Linked DNA regions of Mus musculus: regions 2, 3, 4 and 5 are each linked to region 1. A link is a loop called in an ENCODE intact Hi-C map of the cell type or tissue named here. Cell type or tissue: heart. All regions are shown on one strand. Each heading gives the region's core, and the rest is flanking DNA. Links, peaks and the distances in the headings are about the cores only. Region 1 holds the start of Zfp827 (zinc finger protein 827). Region 2 overlaps Zfp827 (zinc finger protein 827). Region 3 holds the start of Mmaa (methylmalonic aciduria (cobalamin deficiency) type A). Region 4 overlaps Zfp827 (zinc finger protein 827). Region 5 holds the start of Lsm6 (LSM6 homolog, U6 small nuclear RNA and mRNA degradation associated).

Region 1 (6,276 bases), core at 1,277-6,276:
GAACAGACGTGCTTCAAACCTCATGCACACACAGTCCAAGGCACGGCAGACTGGTCTTGATCGGAGTGAACAATCTATCTCAGATCATTACACAGGGACAATTTAACTGCCTCTTTTTGTTTGCTAGTTTTTCTTATTTTGAGAAGGAGTCTCACTCGTAGCCCTGGCTAGTTTGGAGCTTGCTTTGTAGACCAGGCTGGCCTCCAATGGGGACCTGCCTGCCTCTGCCTCACCAGTGCTGGGATCAAAGGCACTGGTCACCATGCCTGATTTTAACTATCATTTAAAAACAATTTTTTTTTTGTATTTTGGAATTGGTTTAAGGTTGATGTTCCAGTTTGGATATTGCACTGTTTCAGAAGGCATTTAAACCTGCTTCAAATAGCATTGCAACCTTGGAGTGCCAAGTATGTTGGTAGGTATCAGCAAGAAGGGGTTCATCTTGAGAATTCACTATTAATGAAAGCCATCTTTTGGGAGACACAGTCTCCTTTACAGTTTCCTAGTGAAAACAGTATAAAGCTATTGTCATTTAAAGGAAATGTAACCAAACCTAACCCCAGTGGCTCTCTTTAACACCACTGGAGACTTCTAAGTCTCATTAGTCACTCATGTCACCTGATGGAATGCCATTTTAAACTTTTGTGTCTTCACTATGCTCCACCTTCTGATGAAAACATCTATTAAAAAATTGGTAGGAAAATATTTAACATAATAAGATGATGAGTCGATTTTTTAAACCTCAAAAGGGAAGATGTTTAAATAATGCACCTTTTTATTTTTTAGCTCTGACTCATGACATATAATGTATTCCACCAAGTTCAAAGTTTCCCCTTACAAAGAGTTTTATGAAACAGCTCTTCTTCAGACCAAATTTTTTTTTTTTTTTACTTCAATTATAGTAGCAGATTTTGGAGTTTTAAATCATTAACAACCTCCCAGTGAACTTGTATCCACATGGCTTACAGTCAGAGAGAGAGAGAGAGACCCGTTCCCTTCACTGAGTACCTTTTGTGAGGCGACGCATCCTTTTCTGTTTTCCCTCTTTATGTGTCTCTTTGAAGCAAGATGTGTGATTTCTAAAGTAATGAAAGTATATGGCTTAATGAAGACTGCTGTATGAGCTCAAACTACACACTAGAATTGCTTCAGGGTAAGGCTCAGTTACCTGTGTTCTGGGGAGGTGGGGGGGGAGGCAGGGAGTGAATCACAGAAGTCAAGATCACTGTGTGCACTGTAGGAATAGACCCGTGGCAGTTGAGTCAACCCTGGGGGGCGGGGGGTGACCTAATCTTATTTTCCCTCTTTATCAAGAACCTGTAATTTTAGTTTTGGCTGAATTTTCAAGTGTTAACTCCACCGGACCCTCTAAAATTGGGTATCCATGCCACCCATCCACTGATCCCACCCTATGCTATCTTTTCATTTTTTTTTTTTTTAAAAAAGATTTATTTCCATTAGGCTGTTTTAAGGGAGTATGTGAGAGTCTGTAACGTCCAGACTCAAGGTGATGGGGTGAGAGAGTCAGTCTTTCAGTTACAAAAGCCTGGGGAATTTTATACAGAACCAAACGTAGTTTAATACACAAAAGAAAGTGGTTAGTGCAACCTATTTCCTTAAAAAAAAATCTGTAAAATAATGTTTCAAGAGCGGGGGGGGGCACTTTTCCACCACCCCCCTTGATTGGGCGACTAGCGGGATAAATTCGAAGAAGTCCATCCCACCCCCGCACGCGCGCCCCCCATGCTTTCCAGACAGAGCAGTTGTAAATGCTAGGCTGAGTCCGCCCTGAGAGCCTTAGGGCACCTTCCTCTTTGCTGAGTGTGTGTATGTGTGTGTGTGTGTGTGTGTGTGTGTGTGTGTATGCGCGCGCGCGTGTGTCTAGCTCTCGCTCTTTCCCTCAGTCTGTGCCTCTGTGTGTGTGTGTGAGTGTGTGTGTGTGACAGAGAGAGAGCGCGAGAGGAGAGCGAGAGAGCGAGCTGCGAGCTGTGCTGCCGCCGCCGCTGCCCTTTGATCCCGACATTAGTGTTAGGGGCTCGGAGACACAGCGCGCGGCCATAGACACCGCCGCACCGGCGCTCATTTATTTATACCTCCCATCACACGCGAGCACAGGACACACACACACTCACACCTATTAGATCCGTTTCCATTGAAGAATATTACGCTCGGGGACAAGCCAGGTGCACGACCAAAAAATTAAAAAAAAAAAAAAAAAAGGAAAAAAAAAGAAAGAAAGAAAGAAAGAAAGGAAAGAAGAAAACCCCTCTTCTGGCTCCAGGAAACAAGCTTCAACCCATTGCACACACCGGAGAGAAGGGGTTTCCCCCTGCCCGCCCCCCAACTACCTCCCCGCTCCTGCCAGTGTCTGCCTGTCTGCCCCCACGGGGGTTTATTTGATCTCACATTAACCAAGGAGGAGAATGTGAGAAAAGGGGGAAAATGCCCAGGAGGAAGCAGGAGCAGCCCAAGCGCCTTCCCTCACGTAAGTCATCCCTTCTCCACCTCCTCTCGTGCCATTTTCTCGCCCTCCCTCTCCTCTTTCCCCTCCGCAGCCTCCGCCGTTGTTTTCTGCATTAGTTTAGGGTTACAGAGGTGAAACTGACAAAGACACAGCCCGGGTTACTCCTCGTTTAGGTCTATGCCGAGGCAGCCATGTTGGTGATGATCAGCCCCGTGCCCTTTCTATTCTCTCTCTCTTTTTCTTTCTTTCTCTCGACCCCCTCTTTTTTTTCCTTGGGATCGGGCTTTTCCCCCCTTTCCCTCCCCCTCCTCACTCCGGTTTGCGGGGGAGGGGGCGAGAGGAGGGAGGAGGGGAGTAGTGTGGATGCCGGGTTTTTGTCGCGGGTGGGGGGAGGTGGGAGAGGTTGCAATCTTGGAAAAAAAAAAGAAATTCCGTGTGGATCCCGGTGCACAAGGGTGCGGGGTTGGGGCGCGCGCAGGGCCGAGGCCGTGACATGGCGATTGGGGGTGTCGGGGCGAGGGCGCGCGGCCGCCCGCCGGGCTGGGGACCGGAGAGGTCGGTCTCCGGCTAAAGGTTGCGCCGGGGTGGGTCGGCCCCGGAGCCGCGGGCAGCTGGAGCTGGAGGCGGAGGTGGAGGCGGTGGCGGAGGGGAAGGCAGGGGCGGTCGAGGAGGGTGTGGGGGCGCCGGGGGGCGCGGGTGGCCGATCGGGGGGCGAGGCCGGGCAGCCGAGCGGATGTGGGGTGCGGGAGCCGCGCCGAGGCTGAGGCGAGGCAGCCAGGGCGGCGCGCGGCGCGCGAGGTCCCTGCAGAGCCGAGGGGAGGGCGGAGCAGGGCTCCCGGCCGCAATAAAATGCGGGGTCAGGCGGAGCAGACAGAGCCGGGGCGACGCGGGCTCGCAGACCCCCCTGCCCCGCCAGCCCGAGCAGAGTCCGTGACTAAAGTGCATCCCAGCCCTCCTGGCCCTAGCCACACACGCCAACTGGAGACTCGCGCCGGGCTGCGCGGCCGGGTCCCCGTCCCCTCCTCCACCCGCGCCTCGGGTCCCTCCGCGCCGCCCTCCCGCTTTTCTTTGCGAGACTCTTAACTTTTCCCCCACTCCCTCTCGGGCTCCCCCCTCGTCCCCCCACAAGCTCTCCGCTCGGAGTGTTCCGAGATGCTGCTGAAGCTAAAAGTGAAGGAGAAAGAAGCAACTAAAAATATCCCCCCCGGGGCCGCCGGGCTCCTTGAATGCAGGGGAGAGGGGGCAGGGGAGAAGGCGTGGGGCGGGGTGGCGGGAGGAGGGGACGCGGGAGGCGCCGGAGGGAGGGGTCGGGGGAGACGGAGGGTCAGTTTCTCCTCTTCCCCCCTCCCGCCCCCCCCCTGCTCAGCTCCCCTCTCCGGGGCGGCTTGGCGCTGCTCGGAGCCCGATCCTGCAAAACCCGGGCTGGGGGCGGGAGCGGAGCCGGAGCGCCTGCCCGCGCGGGTGTCAGGCCGACGTGGTCGGTCACCTGAAGTTCACGGAGGGTGGGGGAAGGGTTAAGGTTATGGTGTCTCGGGTTATGTGTGAGCGTGTGTGTTTCCGCCGCAGACGGGCGAGCGCGATCGATCTCTCCTTCGCGAAATCTCCGCGGCGGTGCCCACGCGAGGGGTCCGCAGGGCTGCTGTGGCCCGGGCGGGCGCGGTGGCACCCGGAGTGGCGAGCAAGGGCACGCGCGGGCAGTCTGCTCCGCAAACATTCCTCTTTTCTTCCCCCTTCCCGGTATGCAAGGAGTCGACGCACAGGGCTAGGGTTATGCTTTTTTTCCCCTTCCTTTAGGGAGGAAAAAAAAAAATGCCCCCGTGCAGTCCTTTCTTCGCCTGCCCGCTAGAGGTTCTGAGGATAATATCACATATGTAATATATATGCACATAAAATCACTCGCAGGCGGCTGCGAGTGTAGGAAAATTTTGTGCGAGGAGGAGAAGGAGGCGCAGTCGGGGCGGGCGAGGCGGGAGGCTCCGCGCTGCGATTCACAGAAAACTCGCAGCAGTTGGTGGAAGTGTGCGTGCACATGGCCGGGCCGGGCTTCCCTCTTGCTCGGACGCGCGTGGGCAGCGAGGCGGGGGGGGGGGGGGGGGCTGCTGTCCCGGGCGGGCGCCACCGCGGGAGGCTTGCCCTGCTCGCACAAAATGGGCTTCAGTGTTCTCTGCGAACTTGCCCTTAGATGGCAACTTTGGGAGCTGATGAGCTTGTATGCGAAAACCAGGGCGGTGAGGTTACTTGGTCATTTCCCTTTCTTCTCTTCTCCCCCTGCTTAAAAAAAAATGTTGGCGGGGTTAGAGGGAGGGTGGGAGAAGAGAAGGGATTTATCAGTTTCGGCTGAGACGGCTGGAACGCCGCCCCTCCCGTGGTGTGCAGTGCAGTCGGGCAGCTGCAGCCTGCCCTGCCGGTGACCTTGACCCTGACCTCCTGCGACTACCCTCTGTCTGAGAGGAAATTCAGGCTCCATTTTAGCTCCGGTGTCTGGTGGGCCTCTCCCGCGGATTGCTGCCTGTTGATGAAGTTTTTCTTTTCTTTTTTTTTCTTTTTCTTTTTGAGAGTGAGCTCTCTCCTGGTTCTCAGATTGAATACTGCTATCTACTCCAAAAAAAAAAAAAAAAATCACCTCCCCTTGCAGTCATATTAAGCCACTTTACCCTAAGTAAGAAGCAATTTACTTTTGGAAGCACAGTAAACGGTCCAGCCTCCCCCCCCCTTCTTTTTAAGGGAAGCCTTAATTTGTAAAGCGTTTCCACCTCTTTTTGTATTGAATGAATTTTTATGTGTGCATGTGTGCTGCCTTTTCTAAGCGGGGTTTACACATGTTTTATAAGCAATTTACATTTTGACTAAGAGCAATTTCTGGGCAAATAGTGTATTTTCCAAGTCAGTCATAGTAACCCAGGGCCAGCTAAGAGCCCAGTGATGATCCTAGAAACTTGAGAATGATATACAGACATGAGGCATATCGATTTGGGTAAAAATGAATGTTCATTTCCATTTAATACAGAGTATAGTTGTAGACCTACGGCCTAGTTTTCAATACTGAACTATTTTGTGTTTGGGAAAAGGGCTCCCTCCCTGGGAGAACTATGCTGTATCAAGGTTAAAACACAGTTGAGGCTTGGGATTAAAGGTGCCTGTTAGAAGCCATCTTGGAGTTTAAAGAAGTTATACAGAGACAAACCTAAAAATTGCCCCCCAACCCTCGGTCTGTTTTGTAGGTGAGGCAAAGAGGTGGTTTAGTGAATAAACTGGGGAAATTTAAATTGCTTTTAAGGCAAAAGGACCTTTCTGAGTAAATGAAAAAGTTATTAAAGCCACTATTGATGTGTTGATTTAAGAGTTGATAGAACCTGTAAATATTAGGAAGTGCAGTGTGCATGCACGCACACACACACACACACACACACACACACACACAAACTTACTGTTTGAATTTGTAGAACAGTTGAAATCCTTTCCATTTCTGCCAGCAATCTTGGCCCTTGCACTCCCAGCAATGGGGCTAAAGAATTTCAGAGCACACACTGTTACCACATACAGATGTTTTCTGTGAGTGGAGTCTACTTCTCACATTAAACAATACTATCTAGGAACATTCTGGGCCTGCAAAGCCCACTGTCTTCCTACAGTACAGACACCAGGGAACCTGGATAGTCCACCCTAGAGTGGATTAGTCCTGGAAATCCAGGCGAGCACTTGGTATTATCTGATACCAAGTCTGGGGTGAGCCTTGGCTCCTGGCACAGAGTACTAGCAATTCCCCAGGCTGGGCTCCTGCCTGCTAGGGTTTCCTAGCTCCTTCTGTTCTG
Region 2 (5,000 bases), core at 1-5,000, 130 kb after region 1:
GCAGCCCCCATCATTCAGCTACCCTACCCCATAACAGGGCATGACTCAATTTAAGAAGCCTTGACCTAGACATTACACATACAACTTGCGGCAGTCCAGTTGCCTAGAGCATGGTTACTTGGCCATGATTGGCTCACAGAGATGCTGACAGGCCACGGTCACAGCCGTGGGCTAAGCTGAAACTCAAGGGCTCCTTTACTAGAAACGCCAGGGTGTCAGAGGGCCTCTAGCTTTGCCTCAGGAGGAAATAGCTTGTTTGGATTAATTCAAGGTCAGGAACTCAAAGCCTGATTAATAATTCCAGCTGGCCTTCAGCCAGGGTAGAGTTCATAGGCTATGACAGTGTCTACACAGGCTTGTTATTTCACTGTTGGGTTAACCTGAGCAGCAGACCCTGCCTGGACCCTCAAGTGTGTACATTTCTACTAATGATAAAGCTGGGGGGTGGGTGAGCAATAGTGAGGTAACTCAGGATGTACTCAAGCAATGCCTACCGTAGTGAGCTGGACCAAGCAGAGTCAGAGTTACTGTGGGGTGACTTATGTCCCCTGGCTAGTGCATTTTATATCAGCTCAGGTCAGCATTTAACGTACTAAGCATATGATTGTCTATTAATTTCATTTGTTTTTGTTTTGTTTTTTGAGTCTCAAGTATATATTGTTGTTGCTTTGGATTACTTTTGTGTGGCGGCTGCTATGACCCATCCAACCCCCACTAAAGTACGGAAACTGGAGATCTGCTCTGAACTGAAGCTAATGCTGAATTGTACTGGGTGGGGAATTGTGCTGGTGACCCACCCTGTGAACGCCAGCCTCTTACCTCAGAACCACATGGGTAGACATGAAGGGACTGCCAGTGGTGACAGCTGCTTTGACCATTTCAAATGACTGGCCTCATATTTGTCTGTTTCTGACCAAATGCCAGCAATTGCTGGCCTGATCCAGCAAAGTTCTGTAGAGTTAATTGATGCCTGTCTCTGTCTCTGTCTCTGTCCTTCGCTCTAGATTTACTTCTTATTTTGGGGAGTGATGCATCCATGCCACAGCATGCATGTGGAGGTGAGAGGCCGTTGTGAGCCTCACTTCTCTCTTCCATCATGTGGGTCCCAGGGGTCATCACTCACACTGCCAGGCTTGACAGCCATGATCCCCTGACTCATCTCACCAGCCAAGGTCATTCTCTCTTCATTCCTTAGCGAAGACATTGAAAAGTTCCTAGAGAAAAAAAGAGAGAGAGAGAGAGATGCTATTTTGAAGATGTACAAATGGTAGTCAGACTCTTAGTTCCTGTGGTGTGTTGTGGTTTTGATGGGACTGTCCCCCAGAGGCTAGTAGAGGTTTCCAGTTGGTGGCAGTGTTTGGGGAAGTTAAGGGTGCAGCCTTACTAGAAGGGATGTCGCTGGGGATGGGCTTTGACATTAGAGCCTCATCTTCATGCCACTTCTGTCTTGTTCTCTGTCTTGTGCTTATAAAAAAGGATGTGAGCTCTCCTAGTCCTCTTCCCAGTCCCACATCTATGCCAGCTGCTGTGCCTGCCCACCGCGAACAATTCTTATCCCTCAGGACCATGAACCCAAACAAACTCTTGCTTCTGTAAGTCGCCTCGCTCATGGTGTTTTCTCACAGCAACGGAAAAACAGCATTTGGTGTTTCAGACTTAGACAGAACGTACCAGACACCTACCCTGTCAGGAGTCCGGCCTCCGCTCTCATGAGCAACTGATTAGGTGTAGCAGGTCTTTAAAGTGGCAAACCCACGTCCATACCATGTAGAGCAAAACCTGTGTTGATGATTCAGATGGTTAAGCTCCTGAAATGTGTTCTTTTCTAACCTTTCACTGCTGTGAATCTGTATGTTACCCGCAAAACACACAGGATAAACGGGGACAGGATGTATTTTCTACAGATATATGAACATACGGTGTTGTGGATGTGAGCTTCATGTGGACAGCCACGCCTCAGTCCACAAACTTTGTCTTGGATTTCTTCTCCAAAAGTTTTTCACAGCAGGTCCAAAGTTAATGCAGTATTCTCAAAATTAACCTGTTAGAGATTGTCACCCCACCCCCACATCATGGTTAGGTCTAAAAATTTCATCCCACCTTCTCCACAATTTCTCAATGTCTCTTGGTATTCACAACATAAAAACTAGTAGGATGACTCCGTATCCATTTAACCTCAAACCCAATGAGGAAGAAACACGGCGACCTGTTATAGTGGTCCCTGTTGGTTTTCTCTCTTTCTTCTTTTTTCTTTGTTCATTTATGTTTTTCAGAACAGGATTTCTCTTGGCTGGCTATCCTAAAACTTGCTCTGTAGACCAGGCTGGCCTCAAACTCAGAGATCCAACGGTTTCTGCCAACATTATTGTGGACATTATATGGATAGACTTGGATCAAAATCTAGGCTAGCTCAAATGGTGAGCATTTTGTGAGTGAGTGAGAGTCCTAACACATTAGAGGCTTCACAGTTTCACTTCCTCCACACAGAAGAAAAACTCCATCCTTATCCTTTCTTTTTGAGCTAATGATGCAGGAAAGACACAGGCCTAGAAGGAACAGGTGGGATTTAGGATCAGCCATGTGGTCCCTTGGGCAAGAAACAGTGGCTTAAAAGGACCTTTCAGTCTGTATCCTGGTGCCTGAGGGGTGGAGTTGTGTGCATAGAAGCCAGTGGAAGGAGGCAGGAAGCAGCCCTGGTCACTCTCCGTGGGCAGCTGACTGTAAGGTCACCCTCCTCGGGCAGCACACGTGGTTAGCAGATCTAGTCTGAATCACGTCTCTGGCCTTTTCAGTTAAACCTGAACTTTGGAAAAAGTCACCTCTGCAAACTTGCTGTGTAACCCGTGGTTACTTGGCTTCTCGCCAGAGCCAGGCTAGCATTTGGGGTATGATGTCATTTAGTGTTCTGTTCTGCTGCGCATGTGATTGCTTTAACAGCTCCATGGATCTAGGGCTGGGGAGACGGCTCAGTTGGTAAAGTGCCTGCTGTGCCGGCATGAGGACCCAAGTTCAAATCCCCAGGACAGAGATAGGTAGGTAGGTACCCAGAGCTTGTGAGCCGTGCAGTCCAGAGACTCTATTGTCTCAAAAAAGATGTGGAGGAGGGGTGAGCATAACCAAAATACATAGAATAAAATACTTAAGAGATTAATAAGAACAGTATTTAAAAATAAGTTGCAGTGGGATTAAGGAAAACACATGACATCAACCTCTCTCCTACACCCATGCATGCACACACACCCACATGAACACATATTCACCCCACACACAAGAGCACACACGTACACACAATACTAAGTGTTGGATACTGACGAGTCACGGCGCCCTGCCACTAGCCTTTACAGGTGTTGGCTCTACAGTGGCTTTTAAAAGTATGAAATGAGATGGGATATCTGTAGGACGTTAACTTGACACCGTCTCCTGTAAAGATTAGAATGTTCACAGTCTCAACCCAGGAGTCACCAACAGGACCTAGAAACAAGTGCATCTGTTGCAAAAGCAGCCACACATTCCCACTGAAATTAGAACATGGCAGTGATCCAATTCCACAAGTATTTGTGAGTTTCTGCATTAATATTAGATGCAAAAATCTGTGTTCAAGTGCCACTAAGGTTACAAATGTGCACATGCCCAAACTGGAAAATAAGATTACCATAGTGCTGTTACCTGTCCCCTGTTAGTCCATGACCCATAGTGCACTCAACAGTTTGAAGGCTGATATGCTATGCACAGCTCTTACTATGCGGTGTGATTAATCTGAACTTCAGCCTCTTGAGAAGCAGGCATTGGGGGATGGGAAGTCCTAGATAAGTGGTTTCACCATGTGACGTCAGTTGGGAAATTAGCTTTTACATCCCATAAATTGTCTGTGAACTAGAGAATAATATTCTTTTTCCAATTGCTCCCTAGTCCTTAGAAGATGAGACAGAGGTTCTATTGAGATAAAGTCTCGAAAGGACGCTGAACCTTTGTTACCAAAGGTAAAGCACTTGTGTTACAGTGCAGAAAGGTAGCCACTTCTCAGCTCACTTGTAGAAAAATCACTTACATTCATTTACATATCATGAATCAATGCCTCTTTCTCTCTTGCCTGCAGCCAGATTTTTTTTTCAGATCACAAGTGTTTATTGTCCTCTAGTATCTATATAAAAGAAGAAAGGATAGAGACAAAAAGTAGTTAAAATATGTAAGAATAATACAAGCAGAGTGCCTGACTAGTGTGTTGCATCTGGGAGGTGAGGTGCAGCCCAGTTGATAGTGGCAAGTTGCCAAGCATGCATGAAGCCCTGATGCCATCTGCAGCACCACGGATCAGGCATAATGGTGTAGCCTTTAACCCAGTACTGAGGAGGCAGGAGGCTCAGAAGCTCAAGGGAGTCCTCATCTGTTTCATAGCAAATTCAGGAACATGATAGGCTACATAAAAACCCTGTCAAAGATTAATACATTATGTTTTCCTCATAGAGAGAAAGCATCCAATTATTTGATTTTTCTAATGTCTTATTTGGTAAACAAACTACTGGTTGCATTGAATTTTTTGTGTAAGGAGCAGCCCAGCCTGGTGTTGAACTTCCAGTACTCCCGTCCCCCAGGTCTGTGGAAGCGCGCATACATGTGCACAGGTATATGTCTGGGAGTCAAAGGTTGATGCTGGGCATCTTCTTCAATCACTTTCTACTTGTTTACTGAGGTCTCTTGTGAGCCCCGTGCTCCCTGAGTCTCTGAGTCTGGCTAGCTTGTCCTAGGGACCCCATGTCTCCACTTCCTCAGTGCGTACCCCATACCCGCTAATTGTTATAGGCACTCCTTACCATACTCAGCTGCCTCAAAGATTTTTTTGCGATTTTATTTGGTTTCCTTTTCAATTTGAGAATTGAAATTGGAAGATGATGCTTTTCAAAAAAGATACGCACTTCTCATTTGGCTTAGCAGCTTTGGACTTGAACTGTAGATTATGTGTTACTTAAAAATATCCCAGGCTGTTGGGTATTTACATTTCT
Region 3 (6,276 bases), core at 630-5,629, 260 kb after region 1:
CAAAACTTAATCATACTGCCCCTGAGAGAGTTACACAGATAATAACATTTTAAGTTCACATCTACTTTTCACAAAAGTGACTTATTCTTTCTTCTCCATTATCCACATCTCTCTAATGTTGTAGGTTTCAAGCTGTGTATGCTATAAGACATATATTTACAATACACATGCACGAATGCATGAAACACAAATGTCACTCGATAACATGTATCCCTTTTATAGATAATCCTCCCGAGCACTGTTTCTTCTGGTTTTCTACCGCAGCCTGCAATGAGTACACTGTGAAGTCTGGAAGCCCACAGTCTACCAACGCCACCTCTCACACATTCTCTACTCATCCTCCACGCTATCAGGCATCTCATGCTCATATACTCTCCTTCAAACCTACCTTCAAGGCTCCCCCTGCCTTACCTTAAAAATAAAAATGTTTTCTTCTATGACTGTGCAATGGCACAGTCAATAAATACTTATGCAGAAGCTACCATATGCAGGGCCCTGGGCTAGACCTTGGAATGTACTGGCATATGGGTCAGAAATGACTCCTGGTGGCATCAAGTTTACAATCCAGGCAAGCAGTGATGACATAAATACCTTATATTCCTCCATGAATTCTTGACACCCCCTCCTCCTCAACCTTTGCTTTCCTGCTGTCTCCATTCTGTGTGTACAGACTCCAGAGGCAGCTACGCTCTTTCCCAGAGTGGCTGTCACCATAGTCTTTCCATGTGGGACATGCTCTTTCTCATTATCTCACAAAACCCTCTTCATCCTCCAGGAACCATAGTGTGATTACTCCCCCAGCCTGACAACCCTCATCACAATGTACAGTGGTAACTTTTAAGATGGCAGTCTACTATAAACCATGGGTGCTCTGTATCTATAGCTCGTTCGCAGAATCAAAGAATATATGTAATAATTTTACGTTAGTCCATAACTCCATTACACTGACTGCTAATTGATATTTTGAAAGCAGAACACTTGTAAATGTGTGTTTTTCCTTTAAAAGTCTGATCCATACCCACTTTTCTGCATTGGGAGTTTGCTCAGCAGCAGGGCCTGACTTGGGATATTTGTCTTGGAACTGAGCAAGTGAATATTCTTAATGTCAGTAATTACCATGACAAGAAAAGGCATTTTAAACCCAATCAGTGTCTATGATATAGTACAATACACACAGGCCACACAATCACCCGGTGTGTAACTGATTTTGATTTGGAAACTATGTTGTCAGATACCACTAGCCTGCTTATCATCTCCACCCCTGCTCAAAGCTTCACCTCTCCCTTTCAAGTTTTAAAATGGTTTTACAGAGTGGTTAAGGTGGTCGCTGATAAGTGAGGGTAACACAGAACACACTCACTGCCTCGGGAGGGCTTCTCTGAGGTTCCTGTCTACTTTATCTTTCACTATTTCCAGAAAGAGTCACATGTCCAAATTTCTACTCTGAGGTCAATTTGTGCTGGGACCCTCTCACCATTAAATGTTGTTATTCATTGCTCTGGAAATCTGCAGCATTAGTGAGACTAGCACTGGTAACTGAGCCCTCTTATGGTCTCAGGCTCTTCTTGTGCAAATATAAGCAGGCCAGGGGAATAGCAAGTGTGAATAATGGCTGTGCACTCGGGCAGGACCTGGTGCCAAGTTCGTGCTGATCAAGAATGAGAAACACTGCCCTTCTCCACTCTTTCTCCAGTGCCCTTGGACTGCTCAGTAAGATCCATCTTGGAACATGAATCTAGCTTCTTCTGTTCAAATTCCTCCGCGTCCTAGCACAGTGATCTCCCAAACCAGACCAGGAGTACCTGTGAGAGGGAACGCTCAGGCCCCACTCCAGGCATTCTGACTAGGGGAGTGGGCCCCCACTGCAAGCATTCTTAAGCCTTCTGTGTGACACTGATGCCCTAGAACCAAGTCCAATAGTCTGTTTCTGCTGCACAATTTTCTCATACTCTCCTTTCAGACCTCCTTCCTCTAAGGAGACTTGGTCTTCCAAACCTAGTACTTACTTTCCCAATTTCCCACATTCCAGATTTAACTGGTCTCATCTTTCCTCTTCTACAACATTTCTCCTCTGCTTAAATCCACTCTTCTCTTAAATCCTCTCCTGATGATCCTGGCTTTGGGGAAATCTTTCTTCTCTAAATCAAATTATTCTGAATACTAACTTAGGTGATACCCGGCTCACAGAGGGTGCTTGTTAACTCAACCCAACACCAATCACATTAAAACCAACGGGAGGATCACATAAAAATATAGATACTTGTTCCTTATTCCAGAAAACTCAGATCTCTGTAGAAGACCCGTGGCAATGAATGATTTTAAAGCACTGATTTTAAAGCAATGTTCAACACCTTTCTTACATACAGCAAGACTAAATGTCTACTTTTCCCACATGACATCAATCAGCTGGGGCAAATTCCAACCATTCACTTGCTCCATCCATTCCAAATATATTCTTATGACACCCTCACATTTTGTAATCACCATTTACGTTCCTCATGATTATATAACTTTCCATGTTTATAGTCTCTAATAGGAAACAAAGCCTTAAAAGAACCATCCTAATAAAAATACTATTTCCTTGAATATATTTACTTCGTCAAAGAACTTTCGAGACATTGTAGATAACCCTCCAAACGTTTTGTTTCTCCTGGAAATTGGTTTTCTACTAGCTTAGCCACTTTTTATAGTTTCTTTGTTCTCCAAAATATATGCAAGGGAACTGTTAAGAAAGGCGACAGTAAGAAACCCTTTTCTTAGGCTCTCCTTCATTTTTCAAATGAGAAACATATCTGAAGTTGGCATGTCTTCTGTGGAACGCTACCGGCGCGGTCGCGACGGTGTTTGGCAACCCAGACACCGCTTTGTGACTCCCAGTGAACCCTGCTTTATAACCTGCAAATCTGTATTCCTTCCCCTCTGAGGGGTCTGCTGCTCCCTTCCGCAGGCGGAGCTCCTTAGCACTGAACAGCCTCCGGGCCTGGCTCCTTCCGCGCTGCCCGAGACGAGCTCACAAACCGGCCCACGAGAACCTGACAGCAGCGACTGCGACGCCTTTCTTATGTAAGGAAAAAGCGCTCAGTCCCTTCCAGTCCTTCCTGCAGGCCCCACCACATCCACCCCGCCCCCGACTCAGCCACATCCTCCTCGGCTGCCCCCCGCGAGCCTCCAGGGGGCGCCCCCGACAGCGGGGCTGACCCCGGGCGGAGGACGCACCGCGGCCCCGACTCCTGGCCTCCGCGCGCACCGGGCCCCACACTCACCCTCGCGAGGCCGCGCAGCAGAGCACCGCCCCTTCCGCCCACTGCTCCCGCCCTGCTCGCTCCTTCCGCCGCCGGCGGCACGCAGGCGTAACGCGACGCCCCGCGCAGGCGCAGTCGCTTAGCGAAGGCTGTCCCGCGGCGGGCGCAGGCGCGGGTGGCGGGGTGTGCTTGGGCGGGAAGTGGGTGGTGAGGGCCGCTCTGGGCTCAGCGTTCCCCACCTGGAATGCGTCCTGGCTTCGGCTGGCCCGGCCCAACCCTCAGCGGCCGCGGTGCCCAGGCCCACTCCTTCCGCGCCTGGAAACGTGAGACGGGTCACTGAGGACGACGTAGGCAAACTTTGCAGAGCACGTTGCCACCTGTTGGAGTAGCCGCTCCAGCCCCAGTCGAAATGCACGGCCGAACAATGGCAGTTCTGAGTGGCTCAGGGGCCCACACTTTCTTTAAAACCGATGCACTCGTAGTAATATTTCTTATGCCCCACATCCAGAGGCCTGTGCTCACCACCTCAGCAGTGCCCGGGGAGGTTCGCCAGGCGTGGGCAGGCTCTCCCTTGAAAGCACCTGACCTGGTTCTACCTTGCACTGGGGCTGAATGGTAATTAATTTTTTTATTTGTGTTTTTGAGATAAGGTCTCTCTGGCCGACCTGGAACTCCCTAAAACCATGCTGGTTTACATACTACCTGGCTCTGCCTCACAAATGCTGGGGTTAAAGGTGGGCCCCACCGCGCCACACTGTAGCTAATTTAAAAAAAAAAAAATTACTGAAGTCATGAGACCTACAAATTTCAGGCAGTCCAGAAGGAAAGTGTGTGGAGACAGAGAAAGGTACGATAGTACGTTAAAAACAGGCAGCTTAAACAGCAGCGGTAAGTGCTCCTTTAACTCGTCCACCGTAAGTTTTAAATGTTTAAAAGCAAAGTTGTTGGGACTGGAGCTATGGCTCAGAGATTAACATTAACGTAAGAACATATTGGCTGCTCTTCAAAGGAGCCAGATTGGGTTCCCAGTGCCCACAGGGAGGTTCACAGCCATCCAGTTCCAAAGAAATCACTGCCCTCCTCTGGCCTCTGAGAACACCAGGCACACATGTAGAGCACATTCCTACTTGTAGATACATAAAAATATTTTTGAAAATTAAAAACCAGTGAAACTTTGTACCTAGCAATTATTAAAACATTTACAAAGAAGAAATACAAAATTCATGATACAGTAGTTTTCTTACAATCTGACCTTAACAAATGCTGCACCATGTCTAAGAGCACTGGGAAGGGTTTGGAAATGACCTCGTTATTACAAATATCATATTTAAGTCCATATATTAAGGCTTGGGAATTCACCAACCAACTTACGTAATGCATATAATCTTTTGGTTACTGCTCAGCGCTGTTTGCCATGGTATGTATAAGACTTGTGAGTCTTTGTAATCTGTCAGTTGTGACTTTTTAAATTTTCATTTCAACAAATTTGAGTAGCTGCCAGATACTGTTCAGGCTCCTGGAACGCCTGAGGCTGGCATGCTCAGTCCCTTTACAGCATGGCATCATATTTGCATATAACCTATTTCCATCTTTAATGTGTTTAAAGAACAGGGAGCCAGAGCAGGTGCTATAAGCCTCAGAGAATTGGAAATCACATCAGCTAGGCAACAGAGGGTCAGAATATGGATACTAATCAGATATGCCTTTGTTTCCTTCAAGGGAATTACATGGGAATCTCTTATTGTAATGCATGAACAGAGTAAGTACAGTCATCTATTTGTTTTCTATTACTGCCATAAAAGTTGGTACAAACTTAGCAATTTAAAAGAACAGAAATGTACTGTTTTCTGTAGGTCAGGGTGCAACTAACCCCCTGTGCTGAAGTCAGCTTGTCAGAGGACTTCATTCCTTTCTAGAATCTCAGAGAGAAGAGTGTTAGTTTGTTCTTTCTAGCTTCTAGAAGCCCCTGAGGTGCCTTGGTCTGTAGCCCCTTTCCTCTCCTTTCAAAGGCAGTAGCATCAGTAAAGAGGTCTTTAGTTTTTAGGATTGGTGTAACAAAATTGGGCCCACTTAGGATAATCTCACCATAGCAAGGTCCTTAATCATAGCTCCCACGTTCCTTTGCGTTTTGTAAGAAAATATATTCACAGGCTCTGGTGATGAAAGTGTGGAAATCTGTATTGGGGGAAGCTTTCCCTACCACACCTCTGGCCCCCAAAGAGTCATAATGTTCTTATGCAAAATTCATTCAGTCCTTGTTCCCAGAGGAACTGCATAGTTTCAAAGCATTACAACATCTAAGTCTAAAAAGATTAAATCATGTAAAATTTCTAAATTCAATAAGGGTGAGACTCTGGGTTTCTATCCAGGGCAAAATTATTTCCCATCTGGACCTAAGTGACTAGAAAATAAATTCTCTGCTCCCAAAGTACAAAAATAGTCATTGGAATAAGAGACAGAATTATAAGATGGTTAAAACTATCTCCTATAAAAAAGAGAAGCCAGAGTGGGGAAGCAACAGTCCCAAACAGCCTCAAATCCACCCCAGCAGTCTCCACTCAAAGTCAGGGCTACACCTCTCCTCCGTTCAAATAAGAATGTGATGGCCTTAAGGGTCATTACTCTGCCTCCAACAACCATTGCTATATTCTTTGAATTGACTGTTTTCCTACGTATCTGTATATTTGTCTTACCCACTTCATCTCTCCATTAGCCCACATCAAATGGCTAGTTACCATTAGTTACCTTTAAGTAGACACTTGATCAGTACTTTTGAAGTGCAGCATTTTAAGAAACTGCATTGTAAACCACTTCATGGGAAGTGCAAATATGCCATCTAGTTTCTGTGGAAGGGAAAGAATGCATCTCCGTTTTGTATTCAGGTCACATCTTCTCTGCAGCTAATTTACCCTAAAATCGTTCATTTCTTTCAGGCCCAAAGGCGTTTTTTTCTGGTCATTTCTATGGAATAGGCAACAATGTACATCCAAGGTTATCCTTGTGAAACCTTTTAAGGATGCTGGAAGCCCAGCTC
Region 4 (5,000 bases), core at 1-5,000, 55 kb after region 1:
CGGGCCTTCTTCCATATAAATGCCAGCCTTGTGCCATTCCCACCCTGAGAGTCTGTGCTGGTAGTCAGGGACTCACACATCACCATGGGGGCATGGCTCCCTGACTGGACTACTTGATAGTCTGCTTTTGAGATTTGGTTTAGCTGTTCTGTTCAGTCCTGCCTTGGCACTCTGGAGCCACGTGACTAAATTCCTCGTGTGAGCAGCTGCAGGAGGACTGTGCGTGCGTGGACAGTCTGAGTGTCGGTTTGAATCCGTGGATTCTTTTGAGCTTGGTGATTCTTAAGGTGGGGGAGGGAGGAAGGGAGGGAGAGGGGGGGCAGGCAGAGGCTGAATTTAATGATTGCTACTGCAGGGATTGAGCAGGATGCTAAGCAAGCAAGCCGAGCCTAGAGCTGTCCACGCTGGTGTTGAACTTTGTGTGGCTGGTGACTCCGGTGACTCCCAGGGACTTGCTTTATGCTGTTGTATCTGCATCCACGGTGCTGACTCTGCTGTGCTTAGCTCGTGGAACCTCCTAAGAGCACTTTACATGAGAGTACTGTTGTCATTCCATTTCATGGATGAGGAGACTGAGAGAGGCTGAAGGTCTTGTTCACACTCACACAGCTAAATAAGTAGAGATTGGAGTTGAAATCCAGGCCCTGCCCAGAGGAGTCCATATCACAAATTACAAGGTAAAGAAGTAATCATACAGGAAGTTGGCTCTGTCTCTGCCCTTGGCATGTGCCAAGGATTAGCCAGCTTCTCTAGCACGGAGCCTCCCTCTGACTGTCGTACAGCAGGAATCTTTGGAAGTTTGATTAATTTTTTGTGTGCTGCTGAGCCTTATGCATGCTAGGCAGCCTCCCTAGCACGAAGCCACACTCCCAGCCATACAGGGTGTATTACTATTTTAGGCTTCCACAAATAGAGTGGTAACAGCAAAGCCAACTTACATTCCTGAAGGCCCTCACCTGTGAGATCTCAAACACGTTACATTGTAACAGTGGAAAATGGTCACTGCTGAAGTTCAGACCTCTCTCTCTCTTCCTTCTGTGCTGCCTATGGGTATCTGGTCCTATGGCGGTCCAAAAGAACCAAACCCAAAACAAAACCAAAATAAAACAACAACCAAAGCACCTTAATACATTTTATTTATTTATTGTGAGTGTGTGTGTGTGTGTGTGTGTGTGGTCAGAGGACAATTTACAGGATTCAATTGCTCCCTCTCCTTCTGACATGAGGGTTTCAGGGGTTGGACTCAGGATGTCAGGTTTCTGGGCAGGTGCCTTTACCTGATGATCCACCTGGCCAGCCCTAGAATAATGTTTTAGCTCCGTAGACCTTTGGGGAAATTTATCAGAGACTATTGTATCCATAAAGCTGAAACCTAGCCACTCCTGTCCTCATGGAAGCCGTTTCTTCTGTCCCTGTTGTGGCTGTCACTAACTTCCACTGCTGCTGTAAGAGCATCATTAATCAGAAGCATTTTCTGGGAACCGGGCCCTGTGCCAACCGCTTCGTGCAACTTCTCATTTAACCCTCCGCAGCAGCAGAGGGGCAGTGCCACTGAACCTATTCTATAGATGAGAAAGCTGAGACTGGGAGGGCTTGGCTGTAAGAAACACGAGCAACGAGTCAGCCCTGGCTGACTACAAAGGCTTGGCTTGTGACCACTTAATTAGCTATTACCTAATTTTTATTTCTCAGTTAAGTGAACTGTCTTTTGACCTCTGTCTGCCCCGCTGTTTATTTTCCTTGGCTTCAAATCATGGCATCATTTCTAATGCTTGTGCTTTTAGTCACTAATCTGGTTACTTCTTTTCTTCCAGTGCCTCTTCGGAAATGTATCTACACAGTCCCTTCTTTCTGGGCAGCCTTCACGTCATCCATAGCCATCTCACCCCTCTCTCTCCCCAGCCCCAGCCCTCCAAAGCAAAGCTGGTGATTCCAGAACTTTCCAATGCTCAGCTGGCTTTTTTGTTGAGGTGCCATCGCACATATCCAAGGACAGTGCTGAGCTCCTCATTGCCCGCCTAAAGTCCTGACTGCTGGCATTACAGGCATGCGCCACCGCGCCCTGTTATGTGGTAGTAGGGCTTTGTGCTAGGTAGGCTAGCAAGCTCCTAACCGGGCTAGTTCCCTTTCTGTCGAGTAGCCAGCTCGCCACTACTCTCAGGAAAAATGAAGGTTCCTGAACACACTCTTGCCATATCCAGCCTTTGCCTTCTCTCCTATTGTTCTGGGGTCTGGCCACTTCAACCGTGAAGTTCCAAGGTTGCTTTTTCCTCTTCCTCTTGGGAGGAGCTGGGCTGTTCTGGCAGGAGTCACTGGCCATTTCTAAGCCTGCCACAAACCCCAGTTCTTTAGACTCATGGTGATCTGTAGTGACTGAGATCATTTAGGACCTGATCTAGAAACTATGTCTCTCTGTTAATTTAACTAAGATGGCAGGTGCAGCAGTTAAGAGGTGATGTCCGAGGGGTAGGTCTCAGTCCAAAAGGCCACAGGACGGATGTGGTCCAACCTGTAGGGCTCCTCTCTTGTACTCTTTGTTAAGGCATTTCACTCTTTGACTATGTTAATAGCATGGATTTTAAATACAGCTTTCACATTTGCACAAGGCTTGAGTGATTTTCCAGGACCCAGTCCTTCCTGCTGTTGACAAGAGAGACATCCTGTCTGTTAAGACGATTACTGCAGATGGCTACTCTTGCTCATTATATGTGGGATTTGTTTTGTTTTGTTTTATTGAGGGTCTCATGTTGCCCAAATTGGCCTCCTATTCTCTGAGTAGCTGAAGATGACCTTGAATTCAGATACTCTTGTCTGTATTCCTCCTGAGTGCTGGATGACAAGCATTCCCACCTTCATACCCAGCTTTGTACCCAGCTTCTTATGCTGGCGTTAAGCGTAGGTTAGCCTGCGAAGAAAAAAGCTTGTTATTCATGCTTGCGACTCCATTTCCCATTGCTACCCTTGACCATTCTCTGTATCCATTGGCTCCGTGTCCGTAATTGTAACGGTCACTGGGGATCTTTGAAGACTTGGTTTGGGTATGTAGATTCAGAATCCGGGCCAAGGATTAATCCCTGCAGAGATTGATGAGAAATATAAGACTTTAAAACTTTGGCTATACTGGTTATAAAATAATTTAAGAATACAGAGCAAGGTTTAAAAAATTTTAATTAATGTTTTAAGAATTCCATATGCATATAGTGTGTTTAATATTTAAAAGTGGCATTCAACTGTCATTGTTATTTAATTAAACTGTGGCCTTATGCTTTCAGAAGACAATTTATTTTTCTCACCTAAAGCATATTAAATCATTGAAAAATTCCAGGTCCAAAGTCTGTTCATAGGTGCAGACATGCCTCCTCCCACAGGACATAATTCCTATGCTTGATAGAAGCCGGGATACAGTCCCTAGAACTAAGCTTTAATTCTAATTCAGTCATTGACAACTGTGACTTTTAAAAACGTATCATTTTCTGACTCCTTGTTTTCTTATTGTAAAAGAAGGGGATGGAAACACTGTTGGATTTCTTTTTGTTGTATTTTAAATGTTCAATTAATTCACTTTTTCCAAGAAACCTACTAAATGCAGCCTCTATGTAAAGCACATAGAAGTGGTACTTAAAAAAAAAAAAAAAACTATTTTACCAGTTTACATTTGTTACATTTATTTTAAAACCTAAGCAGTTAGATTTAAGTTACTTTGGTGTTGTGGAACATAGTCTTCATAGCAATATTATTGTGTGTTACATTTCTAGATCTGTTTTGCTAACTGAAGCCTTGTGAGGTAGGAAGGCTCATACTTGCAATCCCAGTATTTGGACAGTTAAGGCCAGCCAGGGCTGTATATAGAGGCCTTAATCCCACAAACAAACAAAAAACAAAATCCCCAAAATCAATAAAAAGAGAAACAACTTTGTGCAACCCATTATAGGAAATGGGAAGTGATATTTAACAACTTGTCCTATAGCCACAGGTTCCCATTACTTATTCAGATGCTGCAGTAACTAAGTTTCTCCTTTGGAGTTTGCGAGCATTCAACATCTGCTCTCACTCCTTAGTTGGAGTGCCAGGCCAGGATCATCCCACACTGGTCACCACAGCAGAGTTGCCCAGGATTCTGTATTAGCCCCTTGGTAACTAGTGACCCAGTATTAGGGAAGGTTTTACTCTCTTTGGATCTCAGGCTCTTTGTCTGCATCATGGGGATGGTATTAAGTTCCAAAGTGTCACTGGCATAGACAGAAACACTAATCTAGAGAACCACTCACTGTCCCCTGGGCTGTGTACTGTGTGTGAGCCATACCAGACAGATCCAGCCACATTTATGTATCTTTGCATATCTCTGTCTTGTTCTGTCTACTGGTCATATTCAGAGGGCCACACCCAAGCACATGCTCTAGAACCTACCCTGGCATTTCATTTAAGGCAGGTATGCTCAGGGAACAGCTGGGAATGTCTAGAGAAATATTTTTATTTTAACAACTGGTAGGAGCGACAGGCACCTAGTCAATAGAGACTAGGCATGTGGCATGTATGGCAGCCCCTTCTCTAGCAATGATCCAGTCCAGACATCCACACTGCTAAAGTTGAGACGCTGACTTAGAGAATCCCACAGGCTCTGGTGGTACTGTGACTGTACAGACTTACAGCGACATCGGCTCACAGGTCTAGGGTTTTGCCAAGATCAGCAAGCTGCTTCCTTATCATGAGGTATTTCTAGAAGTCTAACAGCCCCGTGGTAGCAGAAGACACCGCATTAGCAAAAACAAACTGATTCATCAACGCAGCTCATCACCTTAGTGGTCTCTGGTGGTTAGACATTTCAGGTGTAATCCTTGCAAGGATATACATGTTAAAATCACGTTACATGAATTCAAAAGGAACCTAGAAATTATGTTTGAGACAGACATAAATTGGAACCCATGAAGCAGATCCTAGGGTTCCTTGAACATTGTTTGAAAATCATGTGTATGAAGTTCTCCTCTCAAGTCTGGCTCTGG
Region 5 (6,276 bases), core at 503-5,502, 210 kb before region 1:
TTCCTATTTAGGTGGCAGAGCCACAGCAATAGCTCTGGACTCCTGCTTCCCTGTGTGTCCACAATCTACACTGTATAGGAAGATAGGCGCTTTGCTCAGAAGACTTCAGGCCACATGAGAGGAGGAGCTGGACGCAAACCCCTCATTTGTTCTCTAGCGTACTTTCTGCTCGGTGGTTTGAAAGGATGCTTTTGAAGTTATATGGAACAAGTATGGTTGACTCAAACTCGATTTATTCATCACACAGGAAGCCAGACCCTTTGCATTAGTCTTCATTAGGCTTCCTTGGTACACCCTGTTACTTAATGACTTGCCCATAAATCCATTTTGTACAAGTAAATTGGTCTTGACACCACAATTTTTTCCATCACTTGGCTCAAGTAATTTTAAGTTTTCATCTTTTAAATTGGATAAGGCAGAAGGAATAGTTCTGACAATTTCTGAAGCAAGAGATAAGACTCTTGAACCATAAACACAAGAAAAAGAGTTCCTTCTGCCAGGGTCACCTTGGCAAAAGTTCTTCCTTCAAAATTAGATACACTCATGTCTACGGCTGCAGCATCACCCTCTCCTGCCTCCTATGCAGGCCCGTGTAAGTAACCTATTTTCATAAGTGCATGGTCATGGCACTCTATTTCCTGAGAGAAGCCACTAAGAGGTCTAGTAAGAGAATATTTGCTCTACAGCAACTTTTTTCATAGTTAAACAATGAAGTAAAGGGAAGGGCACATGCAGTGTGTGTATCAAACTGTATTCACCCAGTGATATATATTAGCCATGTTAGACTCAGTCTCCAAAGAGACTTTAAAAATTCAAGAGGACAAGAAAAATCTCACTTCTCTAGTAGTCTTGGCACCTGAACAGACTGTGTGTGGAAGAGGCATTCAAAGATGGTATCAGAAAGTCCAATCCCTCCCTTACCCGTCTACAACCATAGCTACTAAACAGGCATGGCTACTAAAGCATCATGCACGCACTTCAACAGCTACGAGCCTGCAATTCTTTTCTAACAACCATTAAATACTAAAAGAAAGGAAAACAGAAATGCTTGGTGGTCAGAGCCAAGCCTAGGAAGAAGCCTGGTCACATACAGATTTCTGACACTTACTCAGTGTTTGCTTCTTACTGCATGTTTTTCTCGTTTGTCTTATGTAGTGGGGCGGGGCAGAAGCAGCTGCTCCAGCGTGCATATGATGTCAGAGGTCACCCTTGCGAGGTGTCCAGGTTTGGCCATGAGTGCCCTGACAATTGGGTTACTTAGGCTAACTCCTAAAAGCAAGCTGCTCTCAACCAGAGGTGACTTTTGTGCCTCACCCTGGGGACATTTGAAAATGTCTACAGTCTGTACTGTCACTACAGGAGAGTGGTAACTAGGATCTAGTTTACAGAGGTCAGGGATGTCCCTCAAGACTCTACAGTGTACAGCAGTGGTTCTCAACCTCCCTAATGTGTGAGCCCTTAACACAGTTCCTCATGGTATAGTGAGCCCAACCATAAGGTTAATTTTATTGCTACTGTTATGATTTGTAATGTAAATCTCTGATATGCACATGCAATTCCCGAGGAAGGGTCGCCAGACACCCCCAAAGGGGCTGTGACCTTGGGGTGGGAACTGCTGGCTCAGAGGACAGCACTCTACAACGAAGGACTGAGTGGTGGGAGTGGTTCAACACGTCAGCTGACAGAAATGCTGCCAGGGAGCCCTAGCCACCACCTCGTTCCCTCTCTCTCGGTTTTCTGGCTTAAACACCACGGGATTTTAGGAAAGGCGAGCCTTGGCGTGAGAACCAGATGCTGAGTAGGCAAGCCCCTCTGTGTCTGTGGGTTTAAAGTGTTTACGGATCCAGCCAACCTTGCCTCACCTGGTAAAATGAAGCTGTAATTACTTGTCCAGCGGTCTCTCTGCTACCCAGACACAGACTTTCCCCTTGCTGTACTCCCTAAGCAATACTCTACTGCAACCAGTGACATTAAATGGCACGTTGTGAGTAATCTAGAGATGATGTGAAGGGCACAGGAAGACTGCACAGTTTATATGTAAACACAGAGGAAACCTGAACGTCCATGCACTTTTCGGTACTGGGAGGGATAACAGTAGCACTTATCAGAAGTATCTGATCCCAACACGGGGAAGCTGGAAGCAATCGTCAAAGTCTTGAAAGGGTTGACCTTCAAAAAAATAAATAAATTTCTAGTGCTGAACACAAAAATGTAACTTTTCTATTTTCCAGTCCCTCAATCCAAAAGTAGAAAATAAGCCAGGGAGTTAAAAACAAAACAAAACTTTCTTTAAAGAAGTTCTATTATCTAGTAGGCCACCCTTCAGTGAGAGAAGAGCTGCTGCAGTCGTTAGGGGTACTCACTTGGGAGGCAGGAAACCTGAGTTCTAATCTCTGCTACTTAATTATCTGTGCAGCTTGCGTAACTCATCACCATTTCACCTGTCACGGCCCCAGGCTCATCTGCAAAATAAGGAAGTTAGGCTAGATGGGTACTGGCTGTCTCTTCCTGTTCCAGCATCTGATTAACATGTGCAGTCAGTCAGTCAGTCTGTCTCTCTGTCTGTCTCTGTCTGTCTGTCTGTCTGTCTGTCTCTCTATCTCTCTCTCTCTCTCTCTCTCTCTCTCTCTCTCTCTCTCACACACACACACACAGTCACAGCCTGCAAGTTCAAACTCCCAATAGTAATTCCAAAGTGAGGCTGTGCTTTGCTACTTTAGAACCACAGTAGGCCCTTTCACGGTTTTGAAGAGCCAAATAAATTACTAACACTTTAAGAAAAACCAGTCTCGCAATGTGCAAGAACCATCTATGCTAGTAATTGAAAATTTGAGGAATAGAAGTTAAGGCATCACGATATCGTTCGGGATGCGAAAATGAAGCAAAAAACTCACACCCAAAGACGTCAGCCTGGGAAACAGCTGAATAATTTATGAGATCCACACAATAAAACAGGGGGCCCAAACGAGATCAATGAATTTTAAAATCACAACTTGTCTCATTTTAATGTAAGTATAAAACTAAATACTGGTGTGTGGTTAAAAAACTTGGTGGTCTTAGCTGAAACAGAAACAGGCCCACACAAGAGAAAGGGAGTTGGTGTGCCGAGGCCGTCAGCAAGGACCATTTCCTCCGCTCGTCTGTATTTACTTTCCGTCGCGCAGGGCTCGCGGGTGGAGGAGGGCGCCGAAGTCGCGCGCCACCGTAACCCTGGGCGCTCACCCCAATCGGCGCGAAGCGCGCGCGCCACGGGAGCGCGCCCGGCACCGCGAGCCCGCGTGGCCCAGACCAGCGAGCATCTCCTGGGACGCAGGCCCGGCTCGAGCCGCTCCCCGCCAGCCCGGACCATCCGCGGCCTACGCCAGCCGCTCCCACCCGGAGTGCCTGCCCGCACCCATTCATTCCTCCCAGGCCGCGGGCTCACCTTGCAGCCGGATCCAGAACGCTCACAGGCCGGGCTTCCGCGGACGCGCGCGCCGAAAACCGAAACCGCCCCCGGCAGCGGCTTTCCCATCTCACCCAATCAGCGTCCTCCTTGCCTATGGCGACCCGCGGGGATCAAAAACAGTCAGAACGCGTTAGTGAGCTGGCTTCCAAGACCGGGTTTGTTTAATGGTACCGTCGGCACCCAGCCAGGGCTTGAAGTAAAGGTCCGATATTCTGATATTCTCTCTTTTGCCAGAAAATAGAATACGAAAGCAAAACAACCAACCAAGAGCTAGAAGTGATCTTGTGTGTGTGTGTTTACAGTAAAGAACCTTAAAATATTAAGAAACGGAAACTTACAGTTAAAACGATGGCTGTTGAGCACCCCGAAATAGCCTTAAATAATTTAAAACAAATACAAGTTAAAAGCCTCAAACCCTCAAACTAACTTCTGCATATAAATTAAATGTATGAAGAGATTGTTTCCATGGGAATGCTGAAACAAAAAAATAATTCAAGCAACTCTGAATTATAACGGCATCAATTAGAAAACGTTACAAATTAGTTTAATTGGAAACTGCATGCAGATACTATTTAAGTAGTGTATGGGAACTTGGTTAGGGATACTTCATGAATTCTTAATGCATGCTTTTTATTTATGGAAGAAAAAAAGTCACAGGAAGACAATTTCTTCTACCCCCACGATCTCTTTATATTTTAACTTATATTTTATATTTATATTTTAAATTTTAATTCTGTTTCTGTTGTTTAACATTCAACAAAGTTATAATACCTTCAAACAACAGCTACATAACCCTGATAAGTGTTACAGGATCTAAGATGCAGAATTGTTTTCTGAAACACAAAGTGGATTCCTCCTTTTCTACGTGCCTTTGATTGATATCCTGGACAGTGATCTACCTGCCTTTGGTTGATACCCCAGACAGTGAACAACTGGGTGGAATTTGGAAAAGAACAGGAACATCCTTCTGTCTGTCTGTAAAATTCCAGTTGATGTCAAGACCAAATAATTACAGACATTGATCAAACAGCATTTTAGGCTCTTGAAATATAAAATTAGGAACACAGGTAAAGTCACATTTAAATCAAAGAAGGAGCACGCTATGCCTTGTCCCTAAAATAAAAACTGCTTTATAGGTCAAATTGGGGGCTGAGGATTTAGCACAGTGGTAGCATATCTAGTGTGCATGAACATCTCTGGCACCACAGCGGTAGTGGCATAGTGGCGCTCACACCTGTAATCCTAGCACCCAGGCATGCGTGCAGGAAAATCAGAAATTCAAGATCATCCTCAGCTACAGAATGAGTTTGAGACCAGCCTGGGCTATTTGAGACCTTGTCTAAAAAAAGAAAAAAGAAAGAAAAATCAAATTGTGCTACATACTACATTTCTTACTGACTGTAATTATGATATGCGTATTATATAGAGAGATGAAATAGGTAGGTAGACATAGATATAAGCATAGCTGCTCTCACGTTAGCACAGAGCTGTGATGCAGTCACCGAGTCTGGCTGGTGAACAGGCGGTGAGAAGAGTTTTGGGGGCCTGGTTCATCTGCAGAATAGTTGCCACTGTCTTCGAGGGCACAAGTCTATAAAGTCACAAGGCAACAATTGGTTGGACCAACAAATGTATAAATCTGTGGTTATCCTGAGAAACCCCTCAGCAGCTTAGAACTGGCCTTTACCAAAACACCAGACAGCTTCCCACATTCCGTGTGTGCACTTGCCGGCATCTTTTACGTATTTACAAGAAAAAAAAATGTGTGCAAAACTTCTTCCAGATTCCTGTTGAAAAGCCAGTCTTTAAAATCCTGCACATAACGTTAATTTATTAGGGAGACTTTTTAACATCATAAAAATAATTCAGAAAAGCTTAGCTCAGTTTACTTAGCTCAGTGCTGGATTAATATGCCTGAATTATTATACAGAGGTTAGGGTTGTACACTGATATATTCTGTATGGGTTTTGGCACATGCATAATGTATGTGTCCACATTTATAACATAAAGATACTCATTTATAACATTATAGGGAACACCCTCTGGGCTTCAGCCTTCCTCTCGGCCATGCCAGTCACGTGTTACTTTCCTTTCACGGTGATTTTGTCCTTCATAGTGTCACTGACTTGTCACCCTGTGACCAAGCCTTTTCAGATCGGCTTGGGTCCCTCCAGGCCTTCATAAGTCGTGTCCTTTAAGTGTTGAGTAGTAAACAATCTGCTCAGATCCAGCACAGTGGCTTTCACTCACTCACTAAGGGTCAGCTTGGTTGTGTCCGAGCTATGGCAGTTACCAAAAGGGTGTTATAAATATCCCTACGTAGGTGTTTGTGCGGAATTAGGTTTTGAATCTTTAATTTTAAAAGATTTTTTTTTTACTTTATGGGAATAACTGCTTCCCCTACACATGTGCACCTGCATGTGGGTGCCTGTGCAAGAAGAAAGCGATGGGTCCCCTCAAGCTGGAGTTGTAGGTGATTGGGGTGCTAGGAATAGATCTTTGGTCTTCTGGAAGAGTCACAAGCACTCTGAATCTCTGAGTTTCCCTCCCCAGTCCTGTAGTTAAGTTTTAAGCCATTTGGGCAAACGTTAAGGAACGGGTGCTGGGTCATACAGTAGGTGTTTAGATCTGCAAGGACTGCTGCCCTGTCTTGAGCGCATCTCTCCCTTTCCCAGGCCCCCAGCATGGAGCTGTGCCCTCTGCTGCTCCTCATCCTTAATAGTACCTCACGTCCCCGGTGTTTCAGATCTGGGCCACTCTGAGGAGCATACTAGAGAATCTTATTGCTGTCCTAACTTACAGTTTCTTACTGACATGTGATGTGGGTG

Evidence for each region. Hi-C counts contacts between places; a loop is a spot of excess contacts. Peaks named below come from ENCODE experiments on the same cell type or tissue, not always from the same donor. Only the 100,000 strongest peaks of a DNase experiment are listed, where the experiment ranks them.
Region 2: a loop joins it to region 1, with 2.2 times the contacts of the local background. A loop is called at or near these places in 2 of 42 quality-filtered maps.
Region 3: it touches region 1 in a loop (20-fold over the local background); 15 of 42 quality-filtered maps call a loop at or near these places.
Region 4: a loop joins it to region 1, with 6 times the contacts of the local background. A loop is called at or near these places in 10 of 42 quality-filtered maps.
Region 5: it touches region 1 in a loop (4-fold over the local background); 11 of 42 quality-filtered maps call a loop at or near these places.

Annotation. Positions count from the first base shown.
Region 1 is chr8:79,026,245-79,032,520 of GRCm38, forward strand. It overlaps Zfp827 (zinc finger protein 827), which reads left to right and starts at 2,193. Exons shown (of 15, transcript NM_178267.3): 1 at 2,193-2,485. The coding sequence starts at 2,443. In heart, for the core only: CTCF peaks have their summits at 4,286 and 4,882; DNase peaks (open chromatin) are centred at 1,917, 3,287, 3,517, 4,787 and 2 weaker places; H3K4me3 peaks cover 4,354 bases; H3K27ac peaks cover 5,000 bases.
Region 2 is chr8:79,160,250-79,165,249 of GRCm38, forward strand. The region is part of intron 8 of Zfp827 (zinc finger protein 827); the gene reads left to right. Among named protein-coding and RNA genes, the nearest start is that of Gm30271, 39 kb to the right of the region's middle. In heart, for the core only: no CTCF peak of the experiment used is centred there; a DNase peak (open chromatin) is centred at 2,832; H3K27ac peaks cover 1,026 bases.
Region 3 is chr8:79,291,651-79,297,926 of GRCm38, forward strand. Mmaa (methylmalonic aciduria (cobalamin deficiency) type A) reads right to left here and starts at 3,311. Exons shown (of 7, transcript NM_133823.5): 1 at 3,264-3,311. It overlaps Gm4890 (predicted gene 4890), which reads left to right and starts at 3,428. Exons shown (of 2, transcript NR_045823.1): 1 at 3,428-3,857. In heart, for the core only: a CTCF peak has its summit at 3,171 (motif pointing right); a DNase peak (open chromatin) is centred at 3,301; H3K4me3 peaks cover 2,789 bases; H3K27ac peaks cover 2,784 bases.
Region 4 is chr8:79,082,028-79,087,027 of GRCm38, forward strand. The region is part of intron 4 of Zfp827 (zinc finger protein 827); the gene reads left to right. Among named protein-coding and RNA genes, the nearest start is that of Zfp827, 56 kb to the left of the region's middle. In heart, for the core only: no CTCF peak of the experiment used is centred there; DNase peaks (open chromatin) are centred at 1,554 and 2,144.
Region 5 is chr8:78,817,624-78,823,899 of GRCm38, forward strand. It overlaps Lsm6 (LSM6 homolog, U6 small nuclear RNA and mRNA degradation associated), which reads right to left and starts at 3,529. Exons shown (of 5, transcript NM_001191004.1): 1 at 3,425-3,529; 2 at 2,364-2,462. In heart, for the core only: no CTCF peak of the experiment used is centred there; a DNase peak (open chromatin) is centred at 3,528; H3K4me3 peaks cover 1,752 bases; H3K27ac peaks cover 2,295 bases.